3 separate regions of the Homo sapiens genome follow, and all the other regions are linked to region 2. A link is a contact called in ENCODE Hi-C or POLR2A ChIA-PET data. All regions are on one chromosome and are shown on one strand. Each heading gives the region's core, a stretch centred on a gene start or an enhancer-like site at or near the end of the contact. The rest is flanking DNA. Distances are from core to core; before and after follow the strand shown. Region 1 holds the start of SLC22A5 (solute carrier family 22 member 5). Region 2 holds the start of ZCCHC10 (zinc finger CCHC-type containing 10). Region 3 holds the start of P4HA2 (prolyl 4-hydroxylase subunit alpha 2).

Region 1 (3,307 bases), core at 745-3,244, 660 kb before region 2:
GCTTTCATTTCTTTTGAAGCATTAAAATAATATTTTAGCACACAAAAAAGGAGTTTATTTTCAAGAAGCTTTGCTTTCTTTTTCAGTTAGTTCTAGATAAGAACTATAACTTCACATAAGATGTTAGAAGGATTTAAGTACATTGCTGAAGGTATAACCATCCATCTTCAGGAAGTAAGAATAGTGAATAGTAAGTATAAAGAAACAAACAAGTCCTGTGATAACATCTTTATCATAATTTTTTTAAGTCTATTATGCTTTATGCAAATGTTTAGATTTCCTTGTTAAAAATCTGCTGGCCAGGTTAGGTTCCCTTTCTGTAGCTTTATTTTCAACTCATAATATAGTGACTATTAAATATTCTTTACTCAACACATTATATTGTAAAAATATACACTTAGTTCTGTTTCTATCACTAAGCCACTACTATTTTAAAAAGGAATATCTTGCATTGTTAAGTTTAGCAGCCCAAATTCTTAAAGGCCTTAGGAATGGTGCTGTCCAATAAGATAACCAATAGCTACATGTGGCTACTGAGCACTTAAAAAATGAGTCTGGCCAGGCATAGTGGCTCACGTCTGTAATTCAGCATTTTGGGAGGCTGAGGTGGGAGGATTGCTTAAACCCAGGAGTCTGAGACCAGCCTGGGCAACACAGGGATGCCTTGTCTCTGTAAAATAAAAAAAATAAAAAAATTAGCTGGGCACGGTGGCATGTGCCTGTAGTCCTAGCTACTCAGCAGGCTGAGGCAGGAGGCCCACTTAAGCTTAGGAGTTCAGGGCTGCGGTGAGCTATGATTGTGCCACTGCACTCTAGCCTGGGTGACACAGTGGGACCGTGTCTCCAATAAATAAATGAATAAATAAATATTAAAAAATAAAAAGTGTGGCTAGTCCAAATTGAAATGTGCTGTAAAATACACACTGGATTCCTTTTTTTTTTTTTTTCAAATCCTGAGAACCTGTGAAACACACTGAATTCTTAAGATTTAGTATGAGGAGGGGAAAAAAAGATCAATGATTTACATATAACAATGTAAAATATCAATAATTTCTATATTGATTATATGATGAAATGATCATGTTCTGGATATACTTGATTAAATATACCATTAAAGTTAATTTCATCTTTTATTTTTACTTTTTAAATATGCAGCATTGCCCAATAAAATACAGGACAACCAGTTACATTTTTATTTTATATATTCCTGCTTGGGACATAATATTTAAAAATTATTCATTCTATATCTGAAATTCAAATTTAACTAGGAGTCCTATATTTTTATTTGCTAAATCTGGCAATTTTATTAATATGGCTACTAGAAAAGTTAACATAACAAATGTAGCTCCTTATCCTATGGAACATTGCTGCTTTAGAATCACCTCGCTGCTTTTTTTTTTTTTCCAGTTAGCTTCTGAATAAACTCTGCACGGAAATAACTAATCTGTGGGGAATATTTAACCCTAGGCTAGGATCGTTAATCGTGAAGTTAAATTTTTACATCTGCATGAACAAAATGGCTTGTTACAGACGAAAATGTGGAAAGGGCATCTGGACTAGAATGAAAAGTCATAGCTCCCAGCCTCTCTACTAGGGTAGTTAACAGTCCCAGGTTCAAAATAATCCCCGTCCCTCTTATAAGATTAGGCGGTGTCAAGAGCAACTATCTGTGAGACCCTGGGCCAGTGACTTTCTCCTTACCTCCGCCCCCAAGTAGGCCTTGCAAAAAGCTGGGAGGGGTGCGTTTTCAACACTGGAGCTTCGCGGCCGCTCTCCCACTCGCTCCCCGCCCGGCGCTAGAGGAGCGAGTTCGGACTCGGACCCCAAGGCCTCGAGTCCCGCTGCCTTCCTAAGCCGAGCCCGGGCTACCTCGGTCGTCCCCAGCAGGCTTGGCTGGCAGAGGCCGGGCCTCGCCAGGTCCCCAGGACAGGCCCCGCCCGGGCCTCAGGTGCACTCCCGGCCCGCCCCGCGCCCTCGCGTCCCGCCCCAGCTCCGCCTTCGCCGGCGCCGCTCTGCCTGCCAGCGGGGCGCGCCTTGCGGCCCAGGCCCGCAACCTTCCCTGGTCGTGCGCCCTATGTAAGGCCAGCCGCGGCAGGACCAAGGCGGCGGTGTCAGCTCGCGAGCCTACCCTCCGCGGACGGTCTTGGGTCGCCTGCTGCCTGGCTTGCCTGGTCGGCGGCGGGTGCCCCGCGCGCACGCGCAAAGCCCGCCGCGTTCCCCGACCCCAGGCCGCGCTCTGTGGGCCTCTGAGGGCGGCATGCGGGACTACGACGAGGTGACCGCCTTCCTGGGCGAGTGGGGGCCCTTCCAGCGCCTCATCTTCTTCCTGCTCAGCGCCAGCATCATCCCCAATGGCTTCACCGGCCTGTCCTCCGTGTTCCTGATAGCGACCCCGGAGCACCGCTGCCGGGTGCCGGACGCCGCGAACCTGAGCAGCGCCTGGCGCAACCACACTGTCCCACTGCGGCTGCGGGACGGCCGCGAGGTGCCCCACAGCTGCCGCCGCTACCGGCTCGCCACCATCGCCAACTTCTCGGCGCTTGGGCTGGAGCCGGGGCGCGACGTGGACCTGGGGCAGCTGGAGCAGGAGAGCTGTCTGGATGGCTGGGAGTTCAGTCAGGACGTCTACCTGTCCACCATTGTGACCGAGGTGGGTGCCGGCCCCTGCTGGGGCTGAGACCAGGGCTCGGAGGACCTGTCGCGGTCCTTGAACCCGAGCTCCTCTCTCCCAGATGCGCACTGGACGCTGTCACTCCCCCTCCCCCAACGGTCAACACCCTAGCGATGGAGACCCTCCAGCCAGGTGGCTTGGGAACGCTTCACGAGGTGACCTCCAGCCACAGTGTGCTCCTCCCTGCACAGGTGGTCAGTCTGGCCTCCCGTCCTGATGGCCACTTTGAAGAGGGTACCAGGAAGGTCCTGGCGGTCCCTGGGCGATGCTCTATGGCCCTGTGTGTCCAGGACTTACTCTAGTTGGGGTTGGGGGTGGTAAGTAGCAGAGCCAGGACTTGGGCCAGGGGCTATCCCGTTTTTCCTCTAGTCTCTTGATTTCTTTTTAGAAGAGAAGAAATACTTCTCTTTCCTGAACTTTTAAAAGTTAAATAAAGCATGTGTATACAACTGCCTCTTCCCTTTTTCCTCTAGTTACTCCTTCCCCTACCGTCCACAACCCAAAAACGACAATCTGGTCATGCCCTGTAAGTAATTGTTTGCCTTTTCCCATGGTCAGTTGTCAGTCTTTTTTTTTTTTGAGACAGAGTCTCCCTCTGTCACCAGGCTGGAGCGCAGTCGTGTGTTCTTGGCTCAC
Region 2 (3,511 bases), core at 468-2,967:
GGCAGAGGTTGCAGTGAGCCAAGATCGCACCACTGCATTCCAGCCTGGGCAACAGAGTGAGACTCCGTCTAAAAAAAAAACAAAAAAAACCTGTCTGACTTCGAGCCTTCTTCCTTCACCAAGCTTACTACTCTAACTCCCTAAGTCTGTCTGTACATTTGAGGAACTCTTCTTATCAGGCCTGAAAGGGTAGATGGAAAGGAGAAGAAAAAGGGATTATTTGAATTAAAAAATATAAAAAGATATACAGATAAACACACATACATATACTAGCAGACTCTGAGCTACATATAGACATGAAAATGGAGATGGCATGAAATATTTATGAAAAAGAGGCAGATGTCTGGATGTGCAAAGGCTGTTGGAAAAAAAAGCTTTATAAGAAAGGGGTTGCCGCGCGCGGTAGCTCACGCCTGTAATCCCAGCACTTTGGGAGGCCAAGGCGGGCGGATCTCGAGGTCAGGGGATCGAGACCATCCTGGCTAACACGGTGAAACCCCATCTCTACTAAAAATACAAAAAACCAGCCGGGCATGGTGGCGGGCGCCTGTAGTCCCAGCTACTCGGGAGGCTGAGGCAGGGGAACGGCGTGAACCCGGGGGGCGGAGCTTGCAGTGAGCCAAGATTGCACCTCTGCACTCCAGCCTGGGAGACAGAGCAAGACTCCGCCTCAAAAAAAAAAAAAAAAAAAAAAAAAAAAAAGAAAGGGGCATCTGGGGTGACCCTTGCATTATTTGTCAGCTATGAATCTCTTCTGCCACTCTCTCTTGTTCATTAGGCGTAATGGCTATCTTTCAGTTCTGTAAAAAGTAAGTTTCAGGCTCAAAGCAATTATGCCACTATCCGGATGCTCTTTCTCAAAATCCTCGTATGACTGTTCCTTTTTCATCCTTTAAATCTCTGTTCAAATTCCACCTCTTCAGAGATGCCTTTCCAGTCCAACCAACCTAAAGTGGGCCTTTCCCTCTTTCCATCACAACAGCTTACTTCCTTCAAAGCTGTTATCACCAGCTGTATTTACAATTTGTGGTTTATCGACTGTTTCCATCACTAGAATGTAAGCTCTCTGAAAGCAAGGATTTTGTCTTGAACACCTCTATTTATACCCAATGTCTGGCACAGAACGGTAGGAACTAAATAAATTAATATTTATTGAAAGAGAGAATGAGTAGCAAAAGGTGGTAAGATAGCCTGGGAAAGCAATCGGCATTGAAGGCAGGGTGTTCCTAAGGAAGGCGCTAGAATAAGGAAGTAGGAAAAGGCAGCTGGGCTGGACACTGAATAGGAAACTGAAGGTTTACGTCGGCTGGAATAAAGGTGTCGGACCGGGGCTTCAGGGCTCCCCTGTCCACGCGTGGGGTTGGCGGAGGGGCATAAATCACTGAGTGACCAACTGTGGGCGTTCCTTTCAGAGAAACCAAACGCGACAGTTGTCTTCAAACCCCGCTCTGTCCCGTGCCGCAGACTTTACGCGGCTGTCTTCCGCGAAATCGCTAACCCCCGGTCACCAGACTTATCGCCCGGGCCCGAGCCCCCCGGGAGCCAGAAGAGTGTTTGAGAAACGGACATTCTCCGCCGGTCCCAATAGGGGTCCGACACCAGCCCGTTGACGCGCGTTTCCCCGCTCCCAGCCCTCCAGTGGACCCGAACCGGATCCTTACTTACGCTTGTCTCCGGGCTATTAGCCGATGCATGGGAGTCGCCATCTTAGCGCGGTCAAAGCCGGCCGCGCAGGGTTTTGGGAAACTCCTCGGAAGGGCGGGGCTTCCAACCGGGAGGCCGTAGACGTAGGCGGGGCCAGACAGGCTTCTAAGGGGAGGTATCTTAGTGCCGGCTGGTGGGTCGGGAGGGGAGGGGCTGGAGGGTCGGGAGGGGAGGGGCTGGAGGGTCGGGAGGGGAGGGGCTGGAGGGGCTGGAGGGTCGGGACGGGAGGGACTGGTGGGTCGGGAGGGGCCGGTGTCTCCAGTATGGGTCTCGGGTTCTCGGGCCGAACAGGGTTTCAAAGGATGATTACAGGCAAGAACATTATCTGTGGAAAATGAGGACAACATTCTCGAACGAGGGATACACATACAAAGACAAAGAATGAAACTTTGGTGTTCAGAAAACTAGAAGTAGTCTGGAGAATAGAAAGGAATTAGTTGACCAGGATTGAGACCATCAATTGAAAGAATGACTTTAGCAAGCCATGGAGTGCAAACATATACGTTATTTCTGTTTTTTATGTATTTCACAGCGTTGTTACGAGTACTAAATGGGACTGTATAACTAAAGCTGCTTTATCAAGCAGAAAAGGACTATACAAATATTTTAGAATATTTTAGCTGCACCTACATCTAATGTCAGCTCACGGAGCTATTATTCTCTTAAAACCCACGTTCTCTGAAATATATATAATTTTCTGAAGTGTGTGTGTGTTTCTGGGTCATCCATATTTTTTCCTTTTTTTTTTAATTTGAGACAGAGTCTCGCTGTGTCGCCAGGCTGGAGTGCAGTGGCGCGATCTCGGCTCAGTGCAACCTCTGGGTCCCTGGTTCAAGAGATTCTCTTGTCTCACACTCCCGAATAGCTGGGATGACAAGCACGCGCCACCATGCCCAGCTAATTTTTGTATTTTTACTAGAGACAGGGTTTCACCATGTTGGCCAGGATGGTCTCGATCTCCTGACCTCATAATCCGCCCGCCTCGGCCTCCTAAAGTGCTGGGATTACAGGCGTGAGCCACCGCGCCCAGCCATATTTTTTCAATTAATAATTAACACTTAAAATGTTTTAGGAGCTGAGGACAGAGCATTTGAACAAATAAAATCCGTGTACACATGGAACTTTCTACAGACAATGAATGAAGACTATTCTCATGGGCATAAGTACTCTAACGAAAAATATTTCAGAGTAAGGGATTAAAGAGTGATTAGGAGTTAGGGAAGGTGATGATGTGACCTTTGAGCACAACTTGTTCTTCAAAAAAATAGGCTCTTACATGTTGTGTTCTCCAGCTTGATTTTTTCATTCCTCAGTGTACTTATGAAAATGTTTTCCCGGCCAGGCGCAGTGGCTCACGCCTGTAATCCCAGCACTTTCGGAGGCCGAGAAGGGCGGATCACCTGAGGTTGGGAGTTCAAGGCCAGCTTGACCAACATGGAGAAACCCCATCTCTACTAAAAATACAAAAAAAATTAGCCGGGCGTGGTGGTGCATTCATGTAATCCCAGCTACTCGGGAGGCTGAGGCAAGAGATTCGCTTGAACTTGGGAAGCAGAGGTTGCAGTGAGCCGAGATCGCGCCATTGCACTCCAGCCTGGGCAACAAGAGTGAAACTCCATCTCAAAAACAAAAAAAGAAAAGAAAATATTTTCCCATGTCTGCACATACAGATCTAATTCATTCTTTTTATACATTATGTTATGGATTACATGGATATTCCCCAAGTATCCAGCCAGTACCCTATTGCTGAACAATTAGATCATTTACCACAACAACAGAAAGAGTAAATCCCCCGTGTTGCTATAAG
Region 3 (3,339 bases), core at 562-3,061, 800 kb before region 2:
GAGAAGCAACCAGAGAGACTGGGCGCTGAGGCCCAGAACCACAGTGAGAGGCTGCACCTTGGACACCTCAGGGGCAGTTTAAGTACAAGCCAAAGGAAATCCTAGTTCATTTAACAGAGACTAAATTATGGAACCTAATGTCAGATGAGACACAGGCTGAGAACAAGCAGCAGACCCCAAAAACATCCTATAAATTCTTAGGTGGACAATGGATCTCCACAAAGTCTGGGACATTTAAGAATGCCCCAAGCTACAACGTAACGGACTCCAGCCCTTGCTCCTAGGACAGGATTTCCTACAAGAGGGCTGGGGCTGTGAGGCCCCAGGTAGTCTATTATCAAGAAGCACAAATCTCGGGTGTCACTCTACAGCAAAAGACAACAGTCACAGTCTTGGGAGGGATCCCAATGCTCTCCTGCACCATCTCTCTTTTTTATTTTTTTTTTAAGATGGAGTCTCGCTCTGTCTCCCAGGCTGGAGTGCAGTGGCACGATCTTGGCTCACTGCAACCTCTGCCTCCCAGGTTCAAGCGATTCTCCTGCCTTAGCCTCCCGAGTAGCTGGGACTACAGGCGCGCGCCACCATGCCCGGATAGTTTTTTGTATTCTCCTGCACCATCTTAAAGTCAAATAGAATACAAAGGCCAGGGACCCACCTGGGCTGTCCAGCAATACCTGAGGCAGGAAGTGCCCTGATCCAGGCTCCTGCTGCGAAGGTCAACTGGGCATCTTACACATGCAGGGCACAGTACCAGGCACGTTATCTCACTCCAGGGTCTTGTAGACAGCGTCCGTGGACAGCTATCCCCTACAGTGTTCCTTCCCCATCACCTTGCTTCCACTACAAGGCCATAAGGAATGGCATTGGCCAAGGTCTCTGCTCCCACTCACATAGGCTGTTCCTCTGTCCACGATGCCCTTTTGCCAGCCTTCCTCTGACCACTCCAGCTCATGGGTCACCTCCTCCGGGAAGTCCTCTGGCCGGAGGCAGTCAGTGCTCTACCAAGTACCCACTGCCCGCATTCCCTTCCAGCACAGCGCTCACCACACTGCTCTGGGCCAGGACCTTCCCGCTCTTCCAATCCGCCTGTCCCACTGGGTTAGCAACTGCTTGCGGTTTCTGGCACACAGAAGGGTCCCGTTTGTTGAATTAGTTAACGAATTATCACGGGTCTCCGCAGCTGCCAAGGAAAAACAACGCTGGTTCCACAAGGATGTCTGGGGGAGAAAAGACTTTCTGATCCAATGGCCCATCTAATGGGCTCCAAGCTGGACCCTGCCCGGACAAGACCTAGGACTCCCAGCCCTTGGGAGGGTGCAGAACGGGCTTAGCCAATATGAAGAGGCCCCTCAGGGCCAGGCGGACGCCGCGCCCCCGCTCCCAACAGCCGGCAGCCCGGGGTCAGGCCGCCACTTCCCGGGAGCCTGACAGGGAAGAGCGGCCAAGTTCCCAGCCCCGCCCGACAGCCGAGGGAACTGCACGAAGGGCGCCGCTGACCTCACCACCCTGAGCTCGGGAAGGCTTGCGGGCGGCGGCACAAGAACCCAGACGGGTGCAGAAACAGGGCGGAGGGTGCAGGGTGGCGGCCCGGACTGCGCTGCTGGCGGCTAGCGGCGCGACCCCCGGCCCCGGATCCGGCCCCGGCCCCTAACTCTCAGCCCCGCGCGGGCAGAACGCACCGCCTGGCGACCCCAGCCCGCGCCCCAGCGCTAAGGTTGATCTGGCGGCTGAGCGGGCGGGGCGCTCACCTGGACACTCGCAGCTCCCGGCGTTTCCAGAACCTCCCGCGGCGTCGCCCGGTCAGCTCGGCGCCTCCTCCCTTGGCGACTCCGCCTCGGGCCGCTGCCGGGGCTCCGCCCACTTGAGCCGCCGCCACGTCCCCACCTCACGCTCCACACGCCTGCCTGCGTCCTGGTCCCCAGCTCCGGTGGCTCCGCCGGGGTTCGCCGTCCTCTGCGACCCCTGGGAACGCCCAGGCTACCCGGCCTCGCGGGAGCCGGAGCCGGAGCCGGAGCCGGAGCTGGCCGCCCGCGCCCTTCATGCCGCCCGCAGCCCACCGCACGTACTCCGCGCCCGCCTGGCTTTGGCGCCCCCACCTGCGGGCCTTGGCCCGCCCTCCTGCCCAGCCCCTGGGCGTCTGGAGAGGTCGCCACGACCCGATCCCCTCGCCGGGGCTGTAGGGAGAGCGTCCCTGGAGGCTGACGGATTTCCCTGCCTGCGCTCATGCCCATTGCCTGGGGGGCCCTGCCGGGTACACGGGCCCCTTCTTCCCAGCACCACCACAAGGAGGCTGTTACGGGAGGCTGGGGTCACCCCGGCTAGGAACTGGGTATCAGGAGAGGAGGCAGAACAGTGGAGAAGACCCTGAGGAAGACTAGGGACCTGGGGCCCACCCCCTGGAGACCGAGATTGGGAGGCCCATTCCCAGGGCCGAGCTCTCAGTGGGTTTCAGAGAGTCCCGGGCTCTGGTCCAGGCAGTCCTGGTGGCATGTGCAGGGGTGATGGATTGATGAGAAGGGGGCCCATCAAAGGCTGGGTGGGGGCGGAGGCGGGGGGGCGGTAACAACCTGGGGCACACTGGGTTGCCCAAACCCTTCTTTATGCCATGGGCCAAAAAGAGTGGACACCTGGTTCAGCCAATCCAGTCTGGAAGGGAATAAGGACAGAGATGCAGCAAACCTCAGCCTGAGCGGGAGGAGGCCCTGGCGGCCAGGCAGGTTCCCACGCCTGCTCTGTGAACCTTCCTCTCATGAATGAGGGGAAGCACGGTCTGAGAATCTCATCAGGGAGCAAGCCCAGAGCGGGAGATGCCCAGCCTCCGCCCAGGCCCAGTGTGGATATTCCCTACGGCACACGGGCCAGGCAGGCGGCCCAGACCTGGGGAAAGCAGGAGCACGCACACGGAAATACACATAAAACATGGGTGAGCCATTGTTCCTGCCTGCGTCAGCCACCGGCTCGAGCCCGGCTAAAACTACACAAACCCTCCTGCATCTGCTACATCCACAGAAGCTTCCTTCCATCTCCTCCCCCTTCTCAGGAGTTTGCCCCATGGAACATCCCTTTTCTCTCCTGAAGGCTCAACTACCCGCTCTCAACTGGATCTTTCCCATTGGCCTGTAAATGTGTTCAAGCCTCTACTATGGGAACAAAACCCTCATTCGACCCCACTGAGTGTCTCTGTTCTCAACCGCAGCGGAATTTCTTGAAAGAGCTGTCTCCCCATCCTCACATCTCTCCCACTCTTCAGGCCCTAAAGGAGCTGTCTCTCCCACTCTTCAGGCCCTGCAGTCAGCCTTCTAGCTCCCTAACAGCACCAAACCAGGTCTCAATAAACTG

The links. Hi-C counts contacts between places; a loop is a spot of excess contacts on that map. ChIA-PET counts read pairs that join two places held with the same protein, here RNA polymerase II (POLR2A). Pooled maps may share reads with other maps.
Region 1: a pooled map shows a loop between it and region 2 (6-fold over the local background). The contact joins the promoter of SLC22A5 here to the promoter of ZCCHC10 in region 2. A Hi-C loop is called at or near these places in 4 of 50 pooled maps. POLR2A ChIA-PET finds 5 or more read pairs at or near these places in 2 of 52 experiments (activated naive CD4-positive, alpha-beta T cell and naive thymus-derived CD4-positive, alpha-beta T cell).
Region 3: a pooled map shows a loop between it and region 2 (3-fold over the local background). The contact joins the promoter of P4HA2 here to the promoter of ZCCHC10 in region 2. A Hi-C loop is called at or near these places in 1 of 50 pooled maps. POLR2A ChIA-PET finds 5 or more read pairs at or near these places in 3 of 52 experiments (AG04449, WTC11 and naive thymus-derived CD4-positive, alpha-beta T cell).

The regions. Positions count from the first base shown.
Region 1 is chr5:132,367,716-132,371,022 of GRCh38, forward strand. It overlaps SLC22A5 (solute carrier family 22 member 5), which reads left to right and starts at 1,995. Exons shown (of 10, transcript NM_003060.4): 1 at 1,995-2,650. The coding sequence starts at 2,258. It overlaps MIR3936HG (MIR3936 host gene), which reads right to left and starts at 2,201. Exons shown (of 8, transcript NR_110997.1): 1 at 2,129-2,201. RefSeq lists a silencer at 1,878-2,197.
Region 2 is chr5:133,024,832-133,028,342 of GRCh38, forward strand. It overlaps ZCCHC10 (zinc finger CCHC-type containing 10), which reads right to left and starts at 1,718. Exons shown (of 5, transcript NM_001300816.3): 1 at 1,666-1,718. The coding sequence starts at 1,706. RefSeq lists an enhancer at 1,478-1,787 and a silencer at 1,868-1,997.
Region 3 is chr5:132,226,042-132,229,380 of GRCh38, forward strand. It overlaps P4HA2 (prolyl 4-hydroxylase subunit alpha 2), which reads right to left and starts at 1,812. Exons shown (of 15, transcript NM_001017974.2): 1 at 1,749-1,812. RefSeq lists silencers at 1,529-1,788, 1,929-2,158.